Regions from separate parts of the Homo sapiens genome. Here all the other regions are linked to region 2. The links are chromatin contacts, found by Hi-C or POLR2A ChIA-PET in ENCODE. All regions are on one chromosome and are shown on one strand. The core of a region is the stretch at or near the end of the contact, and the rest is flanking DNA. Distances in the headings are between cores, read along the strand shown.

Region 1 (2,975 bases), core at 340-2,839, 180 kb after region 2:
TAACCCAGGAGGCGGAGGTTGCAATGAGCTGAAATCATGCCTCTGCACTCCAGCCTGAGTGACAGAGTGATACTCTGTCTCAAAAAAAAAAAAAAAGAGAAAGAACCAACCTGGTGTGGGTAAACCCCAGCTGGGTGCCTGTAACTCCACTCTCTTGCTTCCCACTCAAGTGGCATTATAAGCATAACCTTAAATGTGATCTAATTTATGCATATTCCTCTCTTAGTAACATTTCTGACAACAGCCCTCACAATCAAATGAGCCTGGATTACAGAAAACGTGTGTGTTTAAAGCCTGAGGCAGCAGGTTTTGTGTGTATGTGTGATTCTCCTGCCTCAGCCTCCCAAGTAGCTGGGACTGCAGGCACGCACCACGATGCCCAGCAAATTTTTGCATTTTTAGTAGAGATGAGGTTTCACCATGTTGGCCAGGATGGTCCTGATCTCTTGACTTCATGAGCCACCCACCTGGACTTCCCAAAGTGCTAGGATTACAGGCATGAGCCACGATGCCCCGCCTATTATTCTTTTAGAGATGTATTTTCATCTTTCTACTTTTTTTCTTTTCTTTCTATTTTCATAATTTCTCCCTTTCTGTCTCTTTCTTACTGTCCTTCCCTTTTTCTTCCTGTGTTTCTCTCTTCCTTTCTTTTTCTCTGTTTCTTTTTAACATTTCCTCCTTGTAGAACCTGGTCCCTAACTTCCTTCATTCCCTCCTGTCTTCCTTCCTGCCTTTCTCTCAACATTCCTACCTTCCTCCCTTTTTTTCCTCCTCTCCTGCCTTCCTTCCTTCCTACTACAGGAATGTGGCATCATGCCTGGCTAACTTTTAGTAGAGGCAGGGCCTCACTATGTTGTCAGGGCTGGTCTCAACCTCCTAGGCTCAAGTGATTCTCCCACCTCAGCCTCCCAAAGTGTTGGAATTACAGGCATGAGCCACCATGCTCTGCCCTCTTTTATTTTCTTCTTTTTTCTTTGTATTCTTTTTTTCCCCTCTCTCTTTCTTCTTTCCTTTTTTCCTTCATTTCTTCCTTTTTCTTTTTGTGTCTCTCCACCTTTTTCCTTCCTTTTTCATCTTCCCTTTTTCTTTTCATTATTTTCTCTATTTTTCTTTTGATATTTCTTTCTCTTTCTTCATTTTTTTTCTCTCTCTTCTCTTTCTTTTTTTTTTTTCTGTTTTATTTCCTTCCTTCCGTTCGTCGTCTGTCCGTCTTTGTGTGGATTCTGGGACAGTCTCCTCATTCTGTATCTCCCTGTGTCCTAAACCACCCACTACCGAGTCCTGGTCATTCTTTCTCCCGCTGAGATGCATCTCCAAGCATCTGCAAACACCCACACCCACGGGTTGTCTTTGACTGGACTCTGTCGTGGTCTATGCAGAGCCACGTATCGGGGATCATTTCTGGGGTCGGGTGGATCCATTTCGCCCACGAGCTGCCCTTGCCATCTCGATCTGTCTTGTTGACGTTCGCGCTGGTTGTCGGGCTCCACTGAGGCCACCTCTCTAAGTTCTCTTGTCCTCCGGAGCTCCAGCGGCAGCTGCCGAGGGAGGGACCGTCCCCGCTGTGAGCTGGGCGGAGCTCGGGAAGGCCCGCAGCCTTCAGCTGAACTGTCTCAATGGGACCAGAGCTCTGGCGCGTCCCTTGTGAGTCGGAGGTCGGGCGCGCAGGGCTGTGGCTTGGGAGGCTGTCCCCGCGCTCCCAGCCCGAGCCGAGTGTGGGGCTGCCCCGGCTGATCCCAAGCGCACTGCAACTGCCGAGGCCCGACCCGCAGGACCCACCAGGCCTGACGCAGGGGGCCAGGGACGCCCACGCTGGTCCCGACTGTCTGAGGCGCCTGCCGAGTTTATTCCCAAGTCCCCATGGAGAGTCAGGGGCCGTCCTGAGCCATCTTCTGAGGTCCCGGGAGGGGTGGGCTCGGGAGGGGTTCGCCCGAGGGCTTTCCGAGCGCCGAAAGGGACGGCGTGCTGCGTGGTGGGTGCCTTGGGTTGGGGGGCTCCCCTGCTTGGCCTCCCACCCCTCTGGTTCCTGGCTCCTCCCCTCATTCCTGGGAGTGGGGGTGGTGGCAGCTCGATCCACCGGCTGGGATAGGGCTGGGGAAGCATGGTATGGATGGTTCAGTTGCAGGTGTCCGGGGGTGTGGCCCGGCAGGCCCCATCCCAGGTATGGCTGTGAGGGCCCGGGGGTGGCAGTCTGGGTCCCTGCCCTCTCCCACCCCGCGGGTGGGATGGTCACCGGGGGGGCAGTCCCTGCGCTTGAGCCCTTGCTCCTCTTTCCACCGCCCACATCGATCAGCAGATGGGGGTTGGGGGCGCGGTGGGAAGGAAGGTTGGCGACTTAGATGCCAGAAAAACAGCTTCAGGCCGCGAGCGCCACCCTTGGCCTGTAGGGTGGATCCGCTGGGCCTCTACCTGCTGGCTTCTCAGTCCGGCCGCCGGGTCCACCAGATGTCGGCCAAGAGTGTAGGACTTGGCCACCAGCTTGAAATATTTAAGACGGACCAGATGGCTCTCCTCGGCTGCAGAACCGCTAAGATCCAGTAGAGGGTGCGATTACTGCTCACTGCGACCTCCACCTTCCCGGGCTCACCCAGGCAATCCTTTCTTTTCGGCCTCCGAGTAGCTGAGGCTCAGGGGATCTTTCTGTTTTTGTTTTCTTTTTTTTGTTTTCCTAGCCCCACTTCAAGTTTGTTTCCACAGTACATTGAGTTGCTGTTTTTTGTTTGTTTGCTTGTTGAGACGGAGTTTTGCTCTTGTTACCCAGGCTGGAGTGCAAAGTCGCGATCTCGGCTCACTGCAACCTCCGCCTTTTGGGTTCAAGCGGTTCTCGGGCCTCAGCCTCCCGAGTAGCTGGGATTACAGGCATGTGCCACCACACTTGGCTAATTTTGTATTTTTAGCAGAGACGAGGTTTCTCCATGTTGGTCAGGCTGGTGTCGAACTCCCGACCTCAGGTGATCAGCCCGCGTTGGCCTCCC
Region 2 (2,924 bases), core at 52-2,551:
CCGGAAGTCGGGAGTTCAAGACCAGCCTGACCAACATGGAGAAACCCTGTCTCTAATAAAAATACAAAAGATTAGCTGGGTGTGGTGGCACGTGCCTGTAATCCCAGCTACTTGGGAGGCTGAGGTAGGAGAATTGCTTGGACCTGGGAGGTGGAGGTTGTGGTGAGCCGCGATCCTGCCATTGCACTTCACTGCACTCCAGCCTGGGCAATAAGAGTGAAAGTCTGTCTCAAAAAAGACTGGACAGATATGAAGACATAGAGTTTACTTCTCCTGTCACCCCATCACTTGTTGTTCACTGTTTAATCTGGAAGGAAGGTGGTCAACAGGTGGCCAGCAGTGGTCTATGTGTGGTTATTTTATTCTTGCTGCCTTCTGCTCTTTTATGGCCACTATCTGTTCCACCCTGGGAACTGAAGAGATGTTGGTAGGAAGAGGCTTTCCCCCACCTCTGATGTCCAGGCCCTTCACTCAGCTGACATCGCAGCTGCACTTCAATATGGCAGCTATTGGCCACGTGTGGCTCCTGGGTGCCTGGAATGTCGCTGGTCTAAACTGCGATGTGCTGGAATGGTAAAATACAGAGTGAGTTTCAAAGATTTAGTGATATATATATATATATATATATATATATATATATATATGTATATATATATACACACACACATATATATACATATATACACACATACATATATACATATATACACACATATATACATATATACATACATATACATGTATATACATATATAATTATTGCTCACATATTAAACTGATAATATTTTGGATATATTGGGTAAGTTAAATTGTTACAATCAACTCCACCTTTTTCTTGTTTCTTTTTAAAGTTGGCTACTAGAAAATTCAAAATTCACATGTGGCTTATATTTTATTTCAGAGGATTGCCTTTTTAAAAAAGTCTCAGGCTGCTTGCTCAAATGCCAGAAGCCAGGAAGATCATAAAAACTGAAATTTTAAAATTATTGTTATTATATATTTTTCATTTGTGAATAGCCGTATAGTATGTTATTTATAAATACATGAAACCTCATACACGAGGTCAAATGCAAATACCCTCCGGGGTGGGCTAAGCTCAGGGAGGAAGCCCTGCCTGAAAACGCTGCAGCTTAGGCTGTCACTCTTTCTTCATTCAGTCCAGCGTTTGGTCAGGTCTTCTGTCACTTAAGGCCTGAAGGGGCTGGGCCTTAGACGTTTTCCAATCAGGGACCCTGAGCTGGGGACCGTCCAATCAGGCACGCAACTGGAGCGGACAGGGCGGCTTCCGGGATTTGGCGGGGCCTTTGTCTCTCGCTGCAGCTGGAGCGCTTGGTCTCGTCTTCCCTGCTTTGTGTCCCCTGCTCTTAGAGGCCCAGCCTCTGTGGCCCTCTGACCTGCAAGCATTGGGAGATCCACAGCTAAGACGCCAGGGCCTCCCCTGGAAGCCTAGAAATGGTGAGAGTGGCGGCTCCGACATCCGGAGAGAGAGGGAGGGGCTGGTTGAAACCTGTGGGAAGTGGCTGTGGCGGACTCGGGCCTCCCCGCAGTCATCTCCACAAACTGCGCCCTGAGTTCTCCTTGCCCAGCTGGGCCTCAGTCCCCTTCAGCCATAAGATGGCGGCTTCGCTGACAGCCGGCCCCCGGGCGTCTTGTCTCTTCCCCGCCCAGTGACTGTGCCCTGACCTGGAGCCCTCTCTGGGCAGCTCTGCTCCCGCAGCGCAGCGTCTCTCCCAGATTGTGCAGGGACCAAGGGAGGGTAGTCAGGGGAGAATCCTGACTCGGGGAGCGGGTTCATGAATGGGAAGGGCTTTAGTCCGCTGCGTTTCCAGTTCATCTTTCCCCCTATTAAAAATTTATGGCAGGCCGGGCGCTTTGGTTCACGCCTGTAATCCCAGCACTTCGAGAGGCCGAGGCGGGCGGATCACCCGAGGCCAGGAGTTCGAGACCAGCCTGGCCAACATGGCGAAACCCCATCTCTACTAAAAATATAAAAATTAGTCTGGCACAGTGGCCTGCGCCTATAATGCTAGCACTTTGGGAGGCCGAGGTGGGCGGATTACGAGGTCAGGAGTTCGAGACCAGCCTGACCAACATGGTGAAACCCCCGTTTCTACTAGAAATACAAAAAATTAGCCGGGCGTGGTGGCGCGGTCCTGTAATCCCAGCTACTCAGGAGGCTGACGCAGAAAAATCGCTTGAACCCGGGAGGCGGAGGTTGCAGTGAGGCGAGCTGACGCCATTTGCTGTCCAGCTTGGGTGACAGAGCTTGACTCTGTCTCAAAAAAAAAAAGCCGGGCATAGTGGCGCATGCTTGTAATCCCAGCCACTCGGGAGGCTGAGGCGGGACAATCGCTTGAACCTGGGAGGAGGTTGCAGTGAGCCAAGATCGCGCCACTGCACTCCAGCCTGGGCGACAGAGTAAGAAGACTCTGTCTAGAAAAAAAAAAAAAAAAGGCAGTCTCTGCAAAAATATTAAATAATTTAATCAAAGAGTGGTTCAAAAATTTTAGAGCACCCCTATGGGTTGTAGTTTTTGGTTTATAAGAGGGGCTTGAAGGACTTTGATAAGGTGCATGATGCAAAAATCCCAAATTCAATAATTGGTTAGGTACAGTTATATTCTTTCTGTCTTCCTGTCTTTGTTTGTTTGTTTCTCTCCTCTTTTCTTCTTCTTAGTTTTTTTTGTTTGTTTGTTTGTTTTGTTTTTTTGAGACGGAGTCCTGCACTGACGCCCAAGCTGGAGTGCAGTGGCACGATCTGCAACCTCCACCTCCCGGGTTCAAGTGATTCTCCTGCCTCAGCCTCCCAAGTAGCTGGAATTACAGGCGCCCACCACCATGCCCGGCTAATTTTTGTATTTTTAGTAGAGACAGAGTTTCAGTATGTTGGCCAGGCTGGTCTCGACCTTTTGACCTCAGGTGATC
Region 3 (3,080 bases), core at 581-3,080, 170 kb before region 2:
TTGTCTCCAAAAACAAAACAAAACAAAAAAACTTACGACCAAATTAAAATTCTAAGGTTGTGTCATATGTGTCCCCTCCCTGCCCTGTAAGCTATCACTGTTAAATATAATGGTATTGGCCGGGCACGGTGGCAAATGGCTGTAATCCCAACACTTTGGGAGGCCGAGGTGGGCGGATCACCTGAGGTCAGGAGTTCAAGACCAGCCTGACCAACACGGAGAAACCCTATCTCTACTAAAAATACAAAATTAGCCGGGCGTGGTGGCGCATTCTTATAATCCCAGCTACTCGGGAGGCTGGGAGGATTGAGGCAGGACAATCGCTTGAACCCAGGAGGTGGGGGTTGAGGTGAGCTGAGATCATGCCATTGCACTCCAGCCTGGGTAACAAAAGTGAAACACTGTCTCAAAAAAAAAAAAAAAAATATATATATATATATATATATATATATATATATATATATATATACACATACATATACATATAAAATGGGTATTGAGAAAACTGTTATATATTATTAAGAAATTCCTGGCTGGGCGCGGTGGCTCATGCCTGTATTCCCAGTACTTTGGGAGGCCGAGGCAGGTGGATCACCTGAGGTCAGGAGTTTAAGACCAGCCTGGCCAATATGATGAAACCCTGACAGACCCAGGGCATGGTGGTGGGAGCCTGTAATCCCAGCTACTCGGGAGGTTGAGGCAGGAGAATCGCTTGAACCCAGGAGAAGAAGGTTGCAGTGAGCCAAGATCACACGATTGCACTCCCTTCTGGGCAACAAAAGCAAACCTCCATCTCAAAAAAGAAAAAATTCCTATATATTCTCTAAATGAGAATAAGTTATTCTGATGTGACCCAATATTTCCTCACTCTTACCTCCATGGTCTAACCCAGCAAATCAAATCAGGACACCCACAAAGGACAGTTGGCCATTTTCAAATAGAAATAAAATAGAAAATAAAATACCCCATTAGTGACAGTAATCCAGTGATTTTAAAAAAGAGAAGTCAGATTGAGATGCAGTGCAGTCAGGGCACAATTACCCTGGAATACACACTTCACACAGAATGATTGAGAAGTCTTTCTAAAATAAACAAATTTGGGTAACATAATTTTTGCTTAACCATTCTCAGCCACCGCTTTCCCCCACCCCTGCCCCATTCCTAATGGCCATCCCACGATGTGGTCAACAGCGTGGTATAGCATGATGAGAGAGGTACTCAGGGATGGGATGAGGGTCTTTCCTGCATTATCAAAATCATTAAAAAGTTGTTAAAATATGTTCAAATGGGCCAGGCATGGTGGCTCACGCCTGTAATCCCAGCACTTTGGGAGGCTGGGGTGGGAGGATCACCTGAGGTCAGGAGTTCGAGACCAGCCTGCCCAACTTGGCGAAACCCCGTCTGTACTAAAAATACAAAAAGTAGCTGGGTGTGGTGGCATGCGCCTGTAATCCCAGCTACTCGGGAGGCTGACGCAGGAGAATCACTTGAACCTGGGAGGCAGAGGTTGCAGTGAAACAAGATCACACCATTGCACTCAAGCCTGGGCAATAAGAGCAAAACTCAGTCTCAAACAAACAAAAATAATCCAAATGTTCTTTTCTTACCCTTAAGTAGCAAATAAGATGCATTATACAAGCAGACCCAGGTAAGGGAAAGAGCAAGTTCATTTCAAGTCTCAGCTTACTTCTTAATTGGCTGTAATTCCCTATGGTTGACACTCCCTGCTTTAGCCTGTTTTCCTGGGGGTGGAGGGAGTGGTACTGGGCGAGTGCTGGTGCTTTATCGAATCAGTGGCACAGTTGGAGAGGAGGGCGTGGCATCCGGCATTTGGCGGGGCTTTTGTCTCTCGCTGCAGCCAGAGCTTGGGATCGCTTTCTGCTATTCAACGTCCTCCACCTCTGCCCCCCTCTCGCCCCAGCCGGTGACAGGCTGTTGCCCTGTGATCTGCAGGTCCTGGGACGTGCACAGACAGCTAAGATGCCAGGACATTCCAGAAGGTGGGAAAGGGTGAGTGTGAGGGGTTGAGCATCCCGAGAGGGGAGAGCTGGCTGAGAAACCGACGGGACTGGCCTCCTCACCGCTCCTGGGTTGCCGACCTGAGTCCCTGCTGGCGCAGCTCCGTCCCAGGTCCCTCTGGCCGCAAGATGGTGGCTGGGCCCGCAGCAATGACCCGCGCGTCCCGCCCAGTCCCTGCGGCGCCCTATCTGGAGCTCCCTGGGCAGCTCTGCACGCAGCCCCGAGTGTTTCCCAGATTGTTCAGGGATGCCAGGCGGGTCATCAGGGCAGAATCCCGACTCGTGTGTGCGTAGGAGGAGCTGTGGCCGGTGGGGCTCCCAGTCTCTTTTGTTAAACATTTTGTTGGTTTGTTTGAGACAAAGTCTTGCTCTGTCGCCGAGGCTGGAGTGCAATGGCGTGATCACTGCAACCTCCGCCTCCCAGGTTCAAGCGATTCTCGTGCCTAAGCCCCCCGAAAAGCTGGGATTAAAGACCTGCACCACCACGCCTGGCTGATTTTTGTATTTCTAGTAGAGAAGTGGTTTCGCCATGGTGGAAGCTGGTCTGGAACCCCTGGACTCAAGTGATCCCCCCACCGCCGCGGCCTCCCAAAGTGCTAAGATTACAAGCATGAGCCACCGCGCCCAGCTTCTTCTCTTGCAAAGTAAAGGGAGTCAACGTTAAAACGTTAACGAGTTTATCTGAGCAGTGATTAGTGAAATGGAAAGCACCCAGCCATAATATGTGGGCCACCTGAAAGGCAAAAAGGGAAGGGTTTTGAAAAGGGCGTGTGAGAAGGCAAACCAAATTCAAGAATTGGTTACAGTTTATGTAGTCACCTTATTTGTATGATTCGGGTGGAAATTTCCTGGTTATGTAATCAGAGGTTAATTGCAGGTTAAGCCTGAATTTTGTTTCTGCCTAAAATAATTTATAAGAAGTGAATCCGAGATAGGTTTTACATTTTTTACTTATGAACACAGGGCACTAGAGCCCCTTCAGTCTAATTTCCTGCTTTTTAAATAACACTCCACAGGAGGACTGGTTTTCCTCTGTGACTTCCTAATGTATGGCAAGCAGGA

Evidence for each region. Hi-C counts contacts between places; a loop is a spot of excess contacts on that map. ChIA-PET counts read pairs that join two places held with the same protein, here RNA polymerase II (POLR2A). Pooled maps may share reads with other maps.
Region 1: a loop to region 2 is called in a map of OCI-LY7, with 2.0 times the contacts of the local background. The contact joins the enhancer-like site here to the promoter of ZNF724 in region 2. A Hi-C loop is called at or near these places in 1 of 168 maps with a recorded cell type or tissue (OCI-LY7), 8 of 37 single-sample maps with no recorded cell type and 6 of 50 pooled maps. POLR2A ChIA-PET finds 5 or more read pairs at or near these places in 8 of 52 experiments (AG04450, H1, OCI-LY7 and 3 more).
Region 3: a pooled map shows a loop between it and region 2 (2.4-fold over the local background). The contact joins the promoter of LINC01224 here to the promoter of ZNF724 in region 2. A Hi-C loop is called at or near these places in 1 of 50 pooled maps. POLR2A ChIA-PET finds 5 or more read pairs at or near these places in 4 of 52 experiments (WTC11, activated T-cell and activated naive CD4-positive, alpha-beta T cell).

The regions. Positions count from the first base shown.
Region 1 is chr19:23,069,990-23,072,964 of GRCh38, reverse strand. No RefSeq gene overlaps it. Among named protein-coding and RNA genes, the nearest start is that of LINC01858, 10 kb to the right of the region's middle. Within about 2 kb of position 1,589, at least 2 of the 41 ENCODE cell types and tissues checked have a DNase peak (open chromatin) inside an H3K27ac peak, as active enhancers do.
Region 2 is chr19:23,248,771-23,251,694 of GRCh38, reverse strand. ZNF724 (zinc finger protein 724) reads left to right here and starts at 1,301. Exons shown (of 4, transcript NM_001355404.2): 1 at 1,301-1,455. The coding sequence starts at 1,453. RefSeq lists a silencer at 1,201-1,260 and an enhancer at 1,391-1,680.
Region 3 is chr19:23,414,824-23,417,903 of GRCh38, reverse strand. It overlaps LINC01224 (long intergenic non-protein coding RNA 1224), which reads left to right and starts at 1,830. Exons shown (of 5, transcript NR_126449.1): 1 at 1,830-2,010. The region is part of intron 2 of LOC105372335 (a long non-coding RNA gene); the gene reads right to left. RefSeq lists enhancers at 1,550-2,205, 2,206-2,863.